Linked DNA regions of Mus musculus: region 1 is linked to region 2. A link is a loop called in an ENCODE intact Hi-C map of the cell type or tissue named here. Cell type or tissue: left cerebral cortex. All regions are shown on one strand.

Evidence for each region. Hi-C counts contacts between places; a loop is a spot of excess contacts. Peaks named below come from ENCODE experiments on the same cell type or tissue, not always from the same donor. Only the 100,000 strongest peaks of a DNase experiment are listed, where the experiment ranks them.
Region 1: a loop joins it to region 2, with 3 times the contacts of the local background. A loop is called at or near these places in 15 of 42 quality-filtered maps.

Annotation. Positions count from the first base shown.
Region 1 is chr7:92,961,397-92,969,396 of GRCm38, reverse strand. No RefSeq gene overlaps it. Among named protein-coding and RNA genes, the nearest start is that of Gm40448, 88 kb to the right of the region's middle. In left cerebral cortex, CTCF peaks have their summits at 1,830 (motif pointing left) and 4,102 (motif pointing right); DNase peaks (open chromatin) are centred at 1,816 and 4,096.
Region 2 is chr7:92,892,506-92,900,505 of GRCm38, reverse strand. All of the region lies in intron 1 of Prcp (prolylcarboxypeptidase (angiotensinase C)), which reads right to left. Among named protein-coding and RNA genes, the nearest start is that of Gm40448, 19 kb to the right of the region's middle. In left cerebral cortex, CTCF peaks have their summits at 3,264 (motif pointing left) and 6,785 (motif pointing right); DNase peaks (open chromatin) are centred at 3,257 and 4,205; H3K27ac peaks cover 1,053 bases.

The DNA of each region.
Region 1 (8,000 bases), 69 kb before region 2:
ACTCTAGGTTCTGCTGGCTTAGAAGTTTTGGCTCCAGAGAGGGGAGTGCTCCTACCAGGAGCTACAACAAACATTTCATTGAACTGGAAGCTCAGACTTCCCCCTGGTCATTTTGGGCTTCTAATGCCCTTAAACCAACAGGCTAAAAAAGGAATAACAGTGTTAGGAGGGGTGATAGATCCAGATTACCATGGGGAAATTGGATTACCTCTTCACAATGGTGGTAAGCAAGATTATGTCTGGAGTGCAGGAGATCCCTTAGGGCGTCTCTTAGTACTACCATGTCCTGTGATTAAAGTCAATGGGAAACTACAACAGCCTAATCCAAGCAGGATGACAAAGGACGCAGACCCATCAGGAATGAAGGTATGGGTCAATCCTCCAGGAAAAGAGCCAAGACCTGCTGAGGTGCTGGCTGAAGGTGAAGGAAATACAGAATGGGTAGTAGAGGAAGGTAGTTATAAATACCAATTAAGGCCACGTAACCAGTTGCAGAAACGAGGATTATAAAGTAATATGAATGCCCATTGTAAATTTACTAATGCGTTTGCGATTGTACGAGGGATAGTTATATCATGTTAGGCGTATTTACAACCTTGTTATTGTTTCATGTGAACATGAGATATTATTTGTGTCAAGTTGACAAGGGGTGGATTGTAGTGGCTATTCCTGGTTGTCAACTTGACAATATTTGGAATGAACTACAATTCGGAATTGGAAGGCTCACCAGTGACCCTTATCTGGAGGCTTGGAGATCCTTATCTGGATCTTGGTTTGAAGATCTTGAGCCATAGTGGCTATGGATTCCAGAAGATTGAATCTCCGAGTTTAAGGAACACACCTTTAATCTGGGCTACTCCTTTCATCTGGGATTAAAGGTGTGGTGGAACACACCTTTAATCTGGGCTACACCTTTTGCTGGAGACAATATAAGGACATTGGAAGAAGGGAGTCTAGCTCTTGCTCTTGCTCCTTCGCCTGCTTGCTGCGTGAGACTGAGTAACTGCTAGATCCTTGGACTTCCATTCACAGCTGCGACTGAACCATTGTTGGGAATTGGGCTGCCGACTGTAAGTCATCAATAAATTCCTTTATTATCTAGAGACTATCCATAAGTTCTGTGACTCTAGAGAACCCTGACTAATACACCCAGTCTAAAGGCTTCAAACGTGAAAGCAGGGGCTGTTATATGCCACAGTAAATACAAGTCAGGAAAAGCCAGAGGAAAATCTCCCACCTAGAATCCCACAGGCTTCTGGAACTTAGGGAGCAGAGGTAGACAGACACACCCAGGCTCTCCAGCTCCTGACCATCAGCCTGAACTGTTGAGACTTTGAGAGGAAAGAGAAAGAAATGTGCCTTTGCTAGAAGGAAAGCCAGTGAGGGAATTGACAGGCATGAACTTGAATCTCTGCTGGCTGTAAGGCCAGGCGCGTCCCTTAACCTCTAAGTCCAGAGCCTTCTATATAGAGTCAGGATGGTAGCATATCATGCAGAGAATCGCTGGAGGACAGAGAAAGTGAGCTGAAAGCATCAAGTTCCTGGTTATGTTAAGCGTCCAATAAATGTGCGTTCTCTCCACACCAGGAGCGGGTACCCAAGATGTGCGAGAGATGTAAAGCTCTTCAGAGAAATTTGGGAGTTGTTCTTACAGCGTCAAAGGCTCCTACACTCTAAAGCACCTGGGTACTAAAGAACTAGAGATACGCTGTGGAATATCCTTTGCACCACATGAATTTCCAGCATCCTCTTGGGTCCTTCCCATACAGAACTGAGTTTTCAGTACCCAGTGCTCAGACACACAGGTGACAGTGTGCCCTCTGCTGTCTAGACTAAGACACACACTTCACTTTCCAAGGCCTCTGGGCAACTGTAGAAATCACAGCAGGGAAAGGGCTACAGAAGCCACCTCTCTGATCTGCTTGTTCTAAGGCTTTGGCCAAGGTCGACAGAGGAGAAACTTCTAATCATTTGACTTAATGAAATAAGAAAAGTTGGTTATGATATTGTCAAATCCTCACAGGCATGGCCTGGGAAAAGAAGTACACTCTGGGCATGCACAACAGTTCTTTCTAAAATACGGAGAGAGAGAGATTCAAAAGATGCTTCCTGCTTCACGATATGGAAATGTGGAAAGGACTACGGGTGGGAAGTACAGGAAGGAGCAGGGACAATCTGCAAATAAAATCTACAATGGCAAAGATACATGTTTGCATTTTCTTCCTGATCAAGAATGAAGTATACATCCAGAAATAATATGATATCTATTAAGCATAGTGGGTGACAATTTGGGGCTTTGAAGATGAGAAGGAACACAGAGAAACTGCTCAGTGCTCTCAACCACCTGGCCATCTCTAGTCAGAATTGGTGCTTTGGTGTCCCCAAAGCTAAAAGAGGGCCAGAGAACACATAGCTTCTCATTTATTTCCACTGTAAGGCCTTTTAAGGACTTGCTTTGTTACTTTCCCTTCATTCTCCCGTACATAAATAAATAAATAAATAAATAAATAAATAAATAAAGGATGTGAGAACTTTAGGGATCAAACAGCCACAGAGGAATCAATACCCCCAGATGATCATGTGGCAGTGATGGGGAATAACAAAACTGTCCATAAGGAAAATGACTCCAAGAAGCTGGAACCACCCTTCCCTTCTCTTCACCAGCAACCCCAGAGATCTAGTTTCTTCTGCTTCCTTGCTTGTTTCATTGTGTTTGCATTTTGAGAAGTAATCTTGAGGCCTCAAACATGATTAGCCTAAGCTCTCCAATAAGTTGCACACCCTTGTCTACTTTGACAAGGAAGGTGGAGATTCCTCAGTTACCCTGCAACTGAAATCATCCCTCTATGTAATGATGCCTTATTTTTCACACATCCTTTTCCCTTGACTCATCAGGATACAGACTAGTACGCTCTTCTGTCCTAATCTTGAGGAGACACAAAGAAGCATTTGTGAAAGAGAAATTGACAAAAAGAGGAAAGAAGAATATAAGTATAAGAATAGGAAAGGGGCTGGGCAGTGGTGGCGCACACCTTTAATCCCAGCACGTGGGAAGAAGAGGCAGGTGGATTTCTGGGTTTGAGGCCAGCCTGGTCTACAGAGTGAGTTCCAGGACAGCCAGGGCTACACAGATTAACCCTGTCTCGGAAAAGAAGAAGAAGGAGAAGAAGGAGAAGAAGAAGGGAAGAGAAAGAAGGAGGAGGAGGATAAGGAAGGAAGGAAGGAAGGAAGGAAGGAAGGAAGGAAGGAAGGAAGGAAGGAAGGAAGGAAGGGAAAGAGGAGGAGGAGGAAGAAGAGGGGGAGGAGGAGAAAGAAGAAGGGGAGGAGGAGGAGGAGGAGGGGGAGGAGGAGGAGGAGGAGGAGGAAAGGATTGGTGAGTTGGCTCAGCGGTTAAGAGCACTGGCTGCTCTTGCTGAGGTCCTGAGTACAATTCGCAGCAACTATATGGTGGCTTACATCCTCCTATATAATGAATAGTTAGCTTGAAAGGCAAGATGAAAAGAGCTACCACAGTGCCCATATAAGACAAATATTGTATTAATAAACATAAAATGAATACAGTCCAACAAGACTGTTTCCTTCATTTTTCTGAGGATATGATCGTCATTAATATTATATTTCTCATATGTTCATAAATACGCTGTAATTTAGCAATTAGAGATTGAGAAAATTGGAGATGTGGTTGTGAACTCAATAGTAGCACACTTGAGAAAACACTGTCTGGTGGGTAGTGGATTTGAACACTTTTCTATTACTCTCAGGTTACTGAAGTGCACAGAAATCTCCTATGGCAAAAGACTGGGACACCGAGGAAGAATTTCATTCGAAGTTGACAAAATTTTGTGAAGGCAAATTATTCTCTGCTAATAAAACAGAGTTGCCCATCCTTGGAACACCTAAAACATTGCAACAGCCAAAAATTGTGTGTTCAGTCACACAGAAGTTAACAGTTCCATCTGAAAAAGATTCTAGAGTCTCAGTTTGCTAAATAACTCTGGTAATCAATTGAATTCCCATGGCTTCAAGAAGGTTGAACCACTGTACCTCTCAAGTAGCTTGGCTATGAGCAAATACATAAATGGCAACAATTTTTATACCACCAGAGGGCACTGTTGTATAAACTGTGAAGTGAGAACATGTAGTCTGCTTTGCTTTTAATTTATGAATCATAAAATTTTCCAATATACTTTATGCTTTAAATTTTTATTAGCATACATACATTATATAAACTGATGGTATCTGAAAGAGAGACAGACAGAGACAGAGGAGTAGATACAACCTAGAGAGTTGGCTGGGAAAAGAAATTTTGATTGAGAAAATACTCCATCAGATTGCCTGTAGGCAAATGTGTCAGCCATTTTCTTGATTAATGATTGATGTAAGAGAGCCCACCACATTGTGCCACTCCTGGGCAATCAGTCCTGGGTGGTATAAGAAAGCAGGCAGAGAGAGCAAGCAATGGAGGGCAGGATAGTAAGCATTTTTCTTCCATGGTTTCTGCCTCCAGGTTTCTTCCTTGGCTTCCTTTATGGATGGTTATCTGGAATAGCAAACCAAGTAAACCCATTCCGCCTCGAGTTTCTTTTGGTCATGGTCCATATTGCAGTTATGGAAAGTAAACCAAGACAGGTTGATCTCACGTAACACTGACTATACTCACACCTTCCCACCACCTCCTCCTGCTCGCCTGTTCCTCCTGTTCCTTTCCCTAAGTAATCCCACTCTCCTGTATGTATCATCTACATCTAGGCTCTACATAATGGGGAAACCTGTAAAAGTTTCTGTCTTTCTCGGTCCGATTTATTTCACTTAACATGGTGAGTTCCATCCAGTTCCATCCACTTTCCAGAAAATGGCATAGTTTCGTACTTCTTCTTCTTTTTTTTTTAAATTTTATTTATTAGGTATTTTCTGTATTTACATTTCCAATGCTATCCCAAAAGTCCCCCAATACCCTCTCCCCCACTCCCCTACCCACCCACTCCCATTTCTTGGCCCTGGCGTTCCCCTGTACTGGGGCATATAAAGCTTGCAAGACCAATGGGCCTCTTTTTCCAATGATGGCCGACTAGGCCATCTTCTGATACATATGCAGCTAGAGACACGAGCTCCGGGGAGTACTGGTTAGTTCATATTGTTGTTCCACCTATAGGGTGGCAGAGCCCAGTTTTGTACTTCTTTATGCCTGAATAAAAGCTCCACTTTGGATGGATAACACATTTTCCTCATCCATTTATCTGTTGATAGCCAAGTAGACTGATTGCATACCTTAGCTGTTCTGAGCACTGCTACAATGAGCAGGTTATACAGGAATCTCTGTAGCATGCACACTTTGGGTGTGTTCCTAGTATGTCTAGATCATAGAGTAGCTCCTTATTTAGTTACTCTAGGGGCCTCTATATATTTTCCATAGTAACTGTAGTAATTCACACGCCTCTCAGAATTGGATAGCCCCACCCTAATCCTTGTGAATGGCGGCTGATGCTCATTTGTTTTCTTGGCAGTAGCAGTCCTGTTGGAATGAGATGGAATCTAAGTGTGGTTATCAGTTACATTTCCCAGAGACTAAGACCCTTGGTTGTTGGTTTTTTGGTTTTTTGGTTTTGTTTTGTTTTTTGTTTTGTTTTTGTTGTTGTTTTTGCCACAAACCATCTCAACCGGGTATGAGGGTCCCTGGGACGAGGGTCCTGAAAGGCTGAGTGGGTAAGGATTCGGCGGTGACAAACAGAAACAAACACAAAGGCAGTTTGAATCTGAGTGTATTTTGCAGCTCTCAAGCAAGGGTTTTTATACATTAAAAAAAAAGTATTAAAACTCTTAGAAGATGTGTCCAGTAAAGCAATCATGAATATCATCATTGTCATTTGGTACAGTAAAGCACAAAACTCATCCAAATATTACAACTCTGAGAAGATGTATGCACTGGGGCAGTCATCCAAAATGTGGGGCATATTTCCAAGAACAGGTTAGTAGATATTTATGGTCACTTATTGTTTAACATCTAATGCCTGATTTTTTTTTGTAAATCTTCAAAGCATTAATTTAAACTATTTTAATTATTTTTATTTAAGGCTTTCTTTACCATATACCAAAGCCTACTTCTGATGACACACTTGAAGCCATATGGAATTATGTTGTTGGGAAAGTTTTTGTCTACCATAATACTATTATGCAATTTTGTAAATGATTTATGAAGTAAAACACTGGTTTCCTGGAGATGAGGTCATGGCTAGTGACCCATTCTCAAGGGATGATTTCTTATCTATTTCTCTCGATTAAGATCTTATCCTAGGCTATCAGGAACATGTAAATAAGAAAAGGAATAAAAGAAAGTAAAACAGATAAATCGCCATGAGAACTATGGCTCAATATTTTGTTCTGGCTAAGAGCTCCACAACTGGTTCCAGGAGGCCTCTTTCTTTTGAAGTTTTCACCTCAGTCTGTGGAACTTGTCACACAGATTCTACTGGGGTTGGTGTGGCAGTTCTTATTGCTGCATGAATGTAATATTTCCTCTCAACCTTGATTTGCATTCTGATAACCCTTTCTTATGTTTGACCTGGTCTATTGGTGATGCATTCCATTGTGGTTTCTTTTTAATTTTTAATCCCTGTTTATTCACTCATTCATTTATTCCAGAATCCTAATCCCTTGAAGAATTTTATGACATGTTCTTTAATATCTCACCTATGTTGCTGACTTTGTCATCCATTCTGACTTAACTTTGGTGGGGAATTTTCTTATTTCATTCAGCAGCATAAGTCCTCTGCAAAGTTGTGGACCATTATAAAATTTTTAATTCTTTGACTTTTGTTTTGTTTTGTTTTGAATATTCAGAAGTTGTGAGCTTTTGGAGGTGTCCTATTGGCCTCCTTCTTCATATTTTCTTGTTGTTGTTGTTGTTTTGTTTCTAACTTGTGATTTTTGCGAGTGTTAAATGTCTTTCAGGGGCTTTCTGGGGTTTTGCATGTAGTTTTGCACTCTACCCACCTGTACTCCAGAAGGTGATCTCACAACCAGCCCACTCCCAGCTCCCCTTGAATCCCCAGATAAAAGACACAAACATGCTGTTGTTCAATTTCAATTTGCCTTCTTGGCACAATTGCTGGGTGCTACTATCTCCTGCCTAGAAAAGTATGCCCTTACTAATATCTTATCTCCATCTCTCCTACCTGCCCTATTCTTCAGTTGCTCTACTGCCCTGAATACCCACCTGTAAGAGTGGCCTGTGCAGCCCCTCTGTTTTGATGTCTCACATAGTTGCCCAGTTCTCCTCTCTCCAAGGCATAGCATACTCTCCTCTCCTCCTTTGTGTCTCCCTGACTTCCTCCCAGGACCCGGAAGTCCTGCCTGTACCTTCTGCCCAGCAATTGGCCCAAGGCTTTCTTTTTTGACAGATCAAGAACCAATTAGGGAATAGGACCTTAATATCAGCACTGCCCCCTACAGTTTTCCCCTCCCCTATTTGACTGTTCTGTCTTATGTAGGTCTTCTTAAAATATATTTCCCTTCTCTTGGACTTGGCTATGATCCTCACCACCTTTTTTTTAGAGAAGAGAAGCAGAGAGCAGGAACAAAAAAACAATGAATCGACAGCTGAGCTGGAGATGGCAAAGCTATTGTCGCCTAACAGATGGGATTTCAAACAAAAACTAGAAGAGATAAAGAAGAGTCATGGCATATTAATAAAGGGAGTAACTCATCAAGAACATATTGAACAATTGAAAATATATGCACAAAATATTGAAGTTGTCAACTTCATAAAACAAACACCAATGAGCATATAATATTTAGGTTATGATACATAATAGTAAGTGACTTGAATAATGCTCTTCATTTCCATATAAGACCTCCAAACTAAAACTCAACAGAGATTTCAAAGTTAAATAACACCATGGATAAATTGGACATAACAGATATCTACAGAATATCTTACCCAACTTATAAAGAATGTACATTCTTCTCAGCAGCCCATGGAACTATCTCTAAAACACCCAAAA
Region 2 (8,000 bases):
GGAACAACAATATGAACTAACCAGTACCCCTGGAGCTCTTGTCTCTAGCTGCATATGTAGCAGAAGATGGCCTAGTCAGCCATCATTGGGAAGAGAGGCCCCTTGGTCTTGCAAACTTTATATGCCTCAGTACAGGGGAATGCCAGGGCCAAAAAGGGGGAGTGGGTGGATAGGAGAGTGTGTGTGTTGGGGGGGGGGGACCTGGGAGTCTTTTGGGATAGCATTTGAAATGTAAATGAAGAAAATACCTAATTAAAAAAAAGAAACCCGAAAAATATGTCAAATTAAAATTTTAAAATTTGATTTAATTGTATCTGATTAATTTTATGGAAAAAGAAAAACTATATATACTTATGATGTTACAATAAATGATAAAATATGTACATATTTCAGAGTGGACTAATTGGGCATAAGCATCCCCCATCCCCTCTCATACTTACTGCTAGTGTGGTGAGAACACGTGGTACTTGTCAAATAGTCAACACATCCCATTAGTTCTCAAAATGCCTTACTATCTGAATTTTCATTATTCAAATTTTTAACATAAAAATCAAGAACTAATTAGACCACTGAAAAGATCTATGAACTGTGTGATTACAATACCAGCAGACATTCCAAATGTTGGGATTTTGATGTCTAACCATTTCTAAGAAAAAGAGTCAATAGAGGAACTAAGGCTTGTTACCAAAGTGACTGAATGACATTTGGGACAAAGAAATTACAGGATAGGCCAGTACATCCTACCACACAAGGGAGCAAAGGCATGTTTAAAAACAACAGAGCTCCATCAGCCAATGAAGGAAGGAGTCAGCGGCAAAGGAACTGTTATCAGCTCACATTTTAATAAGCTTAGCAAAAAAAACCAACTGACCATAGAAATAAATAGTTTGATTGGCTGAAATATTCAATTCATGCAAGCCATTAATATATAAGGAAAATTTTCAAACAAGGGAAAAGTTCAATTGCCACCATTTAAAATGTCAACAAAATGAGCAAAGGCTCTGCACAATTGAGCCACCATAAATTAATTCCTTATGTTGAAACTGGGAATTAATGGTTACAAATTCTATAGCAAAGCTATTTCTGATAATACTATCTTGCAGAGTACCAAATGGTCCCCAAATGAAGAAGAGCTCTTAACTAAAAGTCAGTCAGCGCAGAAAGATGATTGCGTTAGAAAAATGATAGTTCTGAAAGTCCCTGATTCTGACAAGAGTTATTAATGGTATTTAAAAACACCAGGAAAAAAATATAAAAAAAATCTTGATATCACAACCTACACTATTGTCTCTAATGTCATGCTTTACAGGAAAGCAGTGGGCTCTCATTACCTTAATCTACTATTACAAATGGTCGAGTAGGCAGGGCACATATGCCCTCTCAGGTATACAATGTAAAAACACAAAAACAAAAAACACACAAAAAAAAACATATATCGCCTTGTTTGGAACAAGCAAAAGAAACTTATTCTAAGTCCTACCTTTTCGTTTTCAGACTCCATTTAATGATAGAGAGAAACTAAATTCAAGGTCTCAGGCCCTAGGGCAGCTGGGGATTTGCCTATAGCTGAACAGCTTCTATTGTAAACAGTTGTCTGTGTAAACACATCTCAGGGACAACTTGTAAGGAGACAGTTGTGAGTCCAGCTATCTCAAAGACAACTTCTCTATCTTCCTGGAAGGATCAAACTAAGTTCATGTTCCCAAGCCAGGAACCAGCTCCTATCACCATTGATGGAAACTCCCTACTCAACCCCTTATGTCAAAATATGATGGGAACAATGCTACCACCCACCCAGCTCCCCATCTCTCTATGGTTTCATCCTTTAAATATGCTGTGCAATGTTCCTTCAGGGTAGCAGTTTAGCTCCCTAGTCTGTCCTGTGGCCCTGATCAATCAGTAGCAGCTTGATTACAATAAATTGTTGTCATCTGCCTTGACCTGGTGTTTGAGTTCTGTTGGATTTAAGTGGATCTGCAACAGTCTATGATTCATTCTTGCCAAAATTGTTCCATTTTTTATTTTAATCCTGACTTTAGATTACCCCAAAGGAGGACATACAAAGGTAGCAGAGTAAAGGGAAGTCCCCATAAGACAACTGGACAAATCCGAGGATGGGACATGTTACAAGACAACACATGGCCAGAGGACTGCTTTAGACTAGGTAAGTGTTAAGGAACACAATAACCAGAGACAATGCAATCCACGATTGACCCCAGTTTGAACAAATAAGCTGCAAGTGATAAACTGAAGTGATTGAGTTAATTTTAATATGGACAAGAAATTTAATGATGCTAAATACTTTCTAGAAGTAACCATGTTATTTCTGGCTACATAAGAAAATGTTTTCATTTTTTACCAGTGTACCCTGAACAGTTTAAGAGACAGACTATACTGCTAACTATCATCTTGGAATTACTCTAACATGAACAAAGTGAATTTATGTGAATTGAAGTTGTATCTACACTAAAAAAAACAACAACATACAAAAAGTGCTGGGACTTTACAAAATAGCCAAACCATGTCAAAAGTAAAAAAGAATAAATTAAACATGGAGAAGTTTGGATATATTTTTAAGGCTTTTTCTTTTAACCTTTTGAGATTGTGAACTACCATTTAAATATAGCTATCAAACCTCTTACAGTGGTAACATTCACCCATAACTTCAGGAGAGAACTACCCTGGAGCCTTTAGGATGGTGAAGGCTGAGACGTCAGCGATTCGAAAGGACAGTATAAAGAGTGACATGCCGGGTCTGGAGCACACTAGATCCTGTGAGGGAAAAGAAGCTTTTCAATTAAAATTACTTCTGCCTCTGCCTCCCAAGTGCTGGGATTAGAGGTGTGCACTACCACTGTCTAACTTTCAAGAATTATTATTACAGTGTCAACAGCTTTTGCTGTTGTTTGTTTGTTTTTCGAGACAGGGTTTCTCTGTATAGCTCTGGCTGTCCTGGCACTCACTTTGTAGACCAGGCTGGCCTTGAACTCAGAAATCCGCCTGCCTCTGCCTCCCAAGTGCTGGGATTAAAGGCGTGTGCCACCACGCTCGGCTGCCTGGCTTTTTATTTTATTTTATTTTTTAGGACTTCCCTAACCCTTAAGCCAGAAATATGTTGTGAAATAAATGTCCTTTGCACAACACAAATTTCCAGCATCCCCCTGGCACTTTCCCATCATCCAGAACATCAACTGCAGCTACAGAACTGAGTGTTCAGTAGCCGGTGATCTTACACACACAGGATCAATGTGCCCTCTGCTGTCCAGACTGAGACAGACATTTCCAAGGCCTCCAGTGGGGACTTTAGAAATCACAGCATGAAAGAAGGGACTGCAGAAGCCAACCTTATCTGCTTGCTCCAAAGGGCAAAGAGCAAAGTAGGTGATAGTGCCCCCAAGGCCTCAAAGGCATGACCTGGAAAAGGAAGCACATTTCTGATCACGCACAGCAGTTCTTTCTAAAATAGAGAGAAAGAAAGAGAGGAAGGAAGGAAAGGATGGAGTGAGGAAGACTCAAAAGATGCTTCCTGTTTCAATTCGTCAAGTGGAAACATGGAAAGGATTTGTGGGCAAGGAGGGAAAGACAGAGAGAAGACATCTTCTAAATAAACTCCAGAGAGGCAAAGATACATGCTTGCATTTTGTAACTGCTCCAGAATGAAGCATATATCCAGAAGTAATACAAAATCTATTAAGCACAATGAGTGGCAATTTGGGGCAATGAGGATGGGGAAGAATACAGAGCTCCTGCTGCGTGCTATCAACCACCCGGCCATCTCCAGTCACCTGCAATATTTTCATAACGTGTTCTGATAGGAGGATGACCCTCAGAGAAGTCACATAGTTTCCCAAATAACATGACTAACAGTTAGAAATCAAACACAATTCTTTGTACATGCTGTGATAAACACTGCTTCCCATCCCTGCTTCTGACATGCACTATCTCTCTGCTATTTTCATAGCATACAGGTAGTTATGGATAGGGTGACAAGCTTTCCCCCTCACCAGGGGCCACTCAAGAATCTTCCTCTAAAATCTGTGGGTACAACCATAAGCCGTTTACTAAATCACGTTCCAAAACCCAGGGAATGCTGGTCCTTGTGCTGACCTTGATGGCCATTTCTACAGCGTCACATTTAGCTCAATTAAGTCAACAGATTAAGACAAAAACAAAAGCAAAATCACACGTTCTCAACAGCCTTTCATTTTAGAAACTCACCATATGGTAGTCTTATTTAGGCACTCAGTTATACAATAATTGAAGCCAGAAATTGTGTTAAGGATATAAAAGGCATCCTTGGAGATAAACATGACTGGGGGCGGGGGTGGGGGGAGAGAAGGAGATAAACCAGACTCATACTTCCAATGAGTCAATATGCCTTAGGGAGGCTCTCGTGGCAACCCTAATCCAGAGATGGGAACATGAAGACCTTCTCGCTCTACTCAGATGTGCATGCTGCAGATGTGTTTAGAGATTATGGTACTGCATTCTGTTAGCTTCTCAAATAGGATGTGACAAAGCACATTTGATTCCTGAAGGAAAGGACATCTCTAAATCAAAAGGACACAAGCTCTCAAATTAAGAGCTAAAATTGAGCCCGGCATAGTGGCGCACTCCTTTAATCCCAGCACTCGGGAGGCAGAGGCAGGCGGATTTCTGAGTTCAAGGCCAGCCTGGTCTACAGAGTGAGTTCCAGGACAGCCAGGGCTATACAGAGAAACCCTGTCTCAAAAAACCAAAAAAAAAAAAAAAAGAGCTAAAATTGAGAATGGCCATGGAATGTAAGGAGGGTCCTGTGGCCATAGGGGAGAAGCCTGTGTGTCTGGAGTCAGTCCTTCTAACCTACAGGCTCTGGTGGCCCCAGGGCTAGGACAAGAATGGAAGGTAATGATGGTGTGTCTTATGGATCAAACCATTGGGAGTGACTTCCTGTTTATCTTCACTTTATTGCATCAAAGCGGCTCAAAACCTGCTTGAACACTGCATGTATTTGTCTCCACAGAAGGAAGACAGGGAGCAAAGGAGACTGGATTTAACTGAAAGAATTAAGAGGCAATGCTTTTTCTGGGTGACAAGGTAGTGACAGCAGAGAAATGCTGATGAGAGGAAGAGGAATTTTACACACAGGAATTATTCTCTCCCCCACCCCCCACTTTACTGCCAATCACCGAGGTCTGGCTTGCACCCTTTGTTTTGGTGTCAGGACTGAGCCTAAAACTTTATGCTTGGTTAGCACACACTACTACAACACAACAAACAAACAACAACAACAAAATGAACAAAGCTACATCCGAAAGTCTACAGGACAGATGGTGGGCGTTTCCTAAGCTATTCTTCAAATATAACACCTTTCTATGCAATGACACCCTATTTATTTTTCAAGGGATTTTTTTTCTTAATTGTATGTATGTTTGTCTGAATGTATGTCTGTATACAATGTGAGTACAGTGTCTAGGGATGCAGCCCCTCAGGACTGGAGTGTTTAGATCATGAAGTCTGAGTAACCTTGTGGGTGCTGAGATTTGAACTTGGGTCCTCTAGAAGAGCAGGTAGTGTTCTTAACCACTGAGCCACCTCTGCAATGCAGTAACACCTTAGTCTTGACACATTTTTGTCTATATTAAGCAGGAGAGACACCGAAGTCCCTTCCTTCTATACTATGTTTTATAAAAATAGTATATTTATTTTTAAAAAAGAGATTCATAGAAATACAATATCATGGTGAGACAAAAACAGCAAGGAAAAGGAAAACAAAGACAGTGGTCCACAACATGAGTGCTCCTTTACAAAGTGCGATGCTGTTTTTGTGCTCGCTCACCTGTTAGTTTGAAAGATGAAAGAACTAGAGAGCATTTTGCTTCCACACCACTTTGGTAACTCAGAATGGCAGTAGCTACCACAATACCATTGTACAAGGCAGGTTCTTTATAAGTAATAAGATGCACTTCTAAAGCAATAGCTCAGCATGCGTCTAAGTATGAAGTTCTTTTACTAACTGTACAACTCTGTTTAAGAACAAATTAAACTATGAGCTTTCCTTTTATTTGTTTTTTAAATGCTGAGGGCATTATTTTTATTTTTAATATTTGTATTTGTGTGTGTGTGAGAGAGAGAGAGATTGATTCTGCAGTTGATATGAAAACAGTCAACCGAACTCCAAATAGAACATGACCCAAAACAATGGAAACAGACTGCACAGTTCTCAAGATCTAATTTGTGCAGACAGCTTTACTGCATTGTCTAAAGCTAGACACAGTAGTTAAGACTTTTGTATAAAGAGGCTATGATAGAGGATGGTAGGCAAGACCGTTACTATCATCACTCCTGAGTGCCATGCAGTGGGAAATACCCAAGCTACATACATGACTTCACCACCACATACAAATGCAGGCACTATTCACGGGCTAGAAACAGGGATTTAACAAGACAGGAACTTTTGTCTGCCCAGTGCTAAGTCACCAATAAATTTAACAATATATGACCAGTAAGTGGGTAGAAGATGAATTCCTCCATTTATTGCACAGCATTTTAACCTGTATTGGAAGATATTCCATTCTGAAGGGTAAATTTCTTTCCAGGGCCCACACACACAGCATACAAGCATTTCAAAGGCAGCCCAAAACAGTACATGATGCCAAGCAAGAATTGAAGTTTATATTTCCTGTTTTATTAAATATAAAATGACATATTACTGTTCATCTTCCTTTATAATCTCGTTTTTAAAAGTTATTTATTTTTTAATATACAGAAGTGCTCTGTCTGCATGTACATCTACATGCCACAAGAGGGCCTCAGATCCCTTTATAGATGGTCGTGAGCCACCATGTGGATGCTGGGAATTGGACTCAGAATCTCTGGAAGAGCAGCCAGCATTCTTAACGATTGAGCTATCAAACCTTTATAATCTCTTGTTCTAAATGTTCCTATATATGTTCTCCTGATACCATTATTATAATTCTATGCCATGCCACATTTCAGAACTGGAGGCTAGAATCTACTGTAGTGAAAGCAGATGAAGACAACCCCAAAATCCTAAAACATGAAAACCAACCACACATTTTGCACAGAGGTGACATATGTAACTTACAATCCACTCTTGCATTCTACTATTCCTTCAGCCCTGGGGCTGTAGTCACTTCCTAAATCTCCATCCAAACAATCCAGTTATACTTCTCATATAATCTAAACTGTTTACACCCTAGTTCAATTAATATCCCCCTTTAAATATAATACCCAAGCCTAAATTGCTCACATAGCATATAGTTTGACAAATCATTTGCTCACTGTTCACTGAAAGTACAGAACTAGGGAAATACTTATAGACATAAGTTCACTAACACAGACTGACTTAAGAGAATCAGGGAAGCTGGACTGGATTAAGTACCATCCCCTTGAAAGACGCACATCTTCCTTGACCTCTACGGGACCTTGTTTGGAAACTGGATCACTGCAGATATAAGTAGCGGGACTGAGGTCTTGATGGGGTAAAAAAAAAAAATTTTTTTTTTTTTGGTTCTGTTTTGTTTTGTTTTTCGAGACACGGTTTCTCTGTATAGCCCTGGCTGTCCTGGAACTCACTTTGTAGACCAGGATGGCCTTGAACTCAGAAATCCACTTGCCTCTTATAGAGAAGAAATGGACACAAGCACAAAATGAATGCAGTGTGCCGACGTAGACAAAAAGGAGATGGCTATATGGCAGTGGAACAGAGCCAAACAGCTGCAAACCATGAAATATCAAGGATTACCAATGAACCCCAGCAGCCAGAAGAGGGGCATGGAAAAAAAAAACAAAACAAAAACAAAACTCCTCTCCCTTTGAGCCCCTGAGGTGAATTGATTGAAAATGGTCCCTGTAGGCTCCTGTTTGAATACTTGATCCCCAGTTGGTGGAACTATTTGGGAAGATTGGATGGTGTAGCCTTGGAGGAGGTGTGTTACCAGGGTGGGTTTGATGTTTCAAAAGACTGGAGTCATTACCAATGTGCATCTCTCTCTACC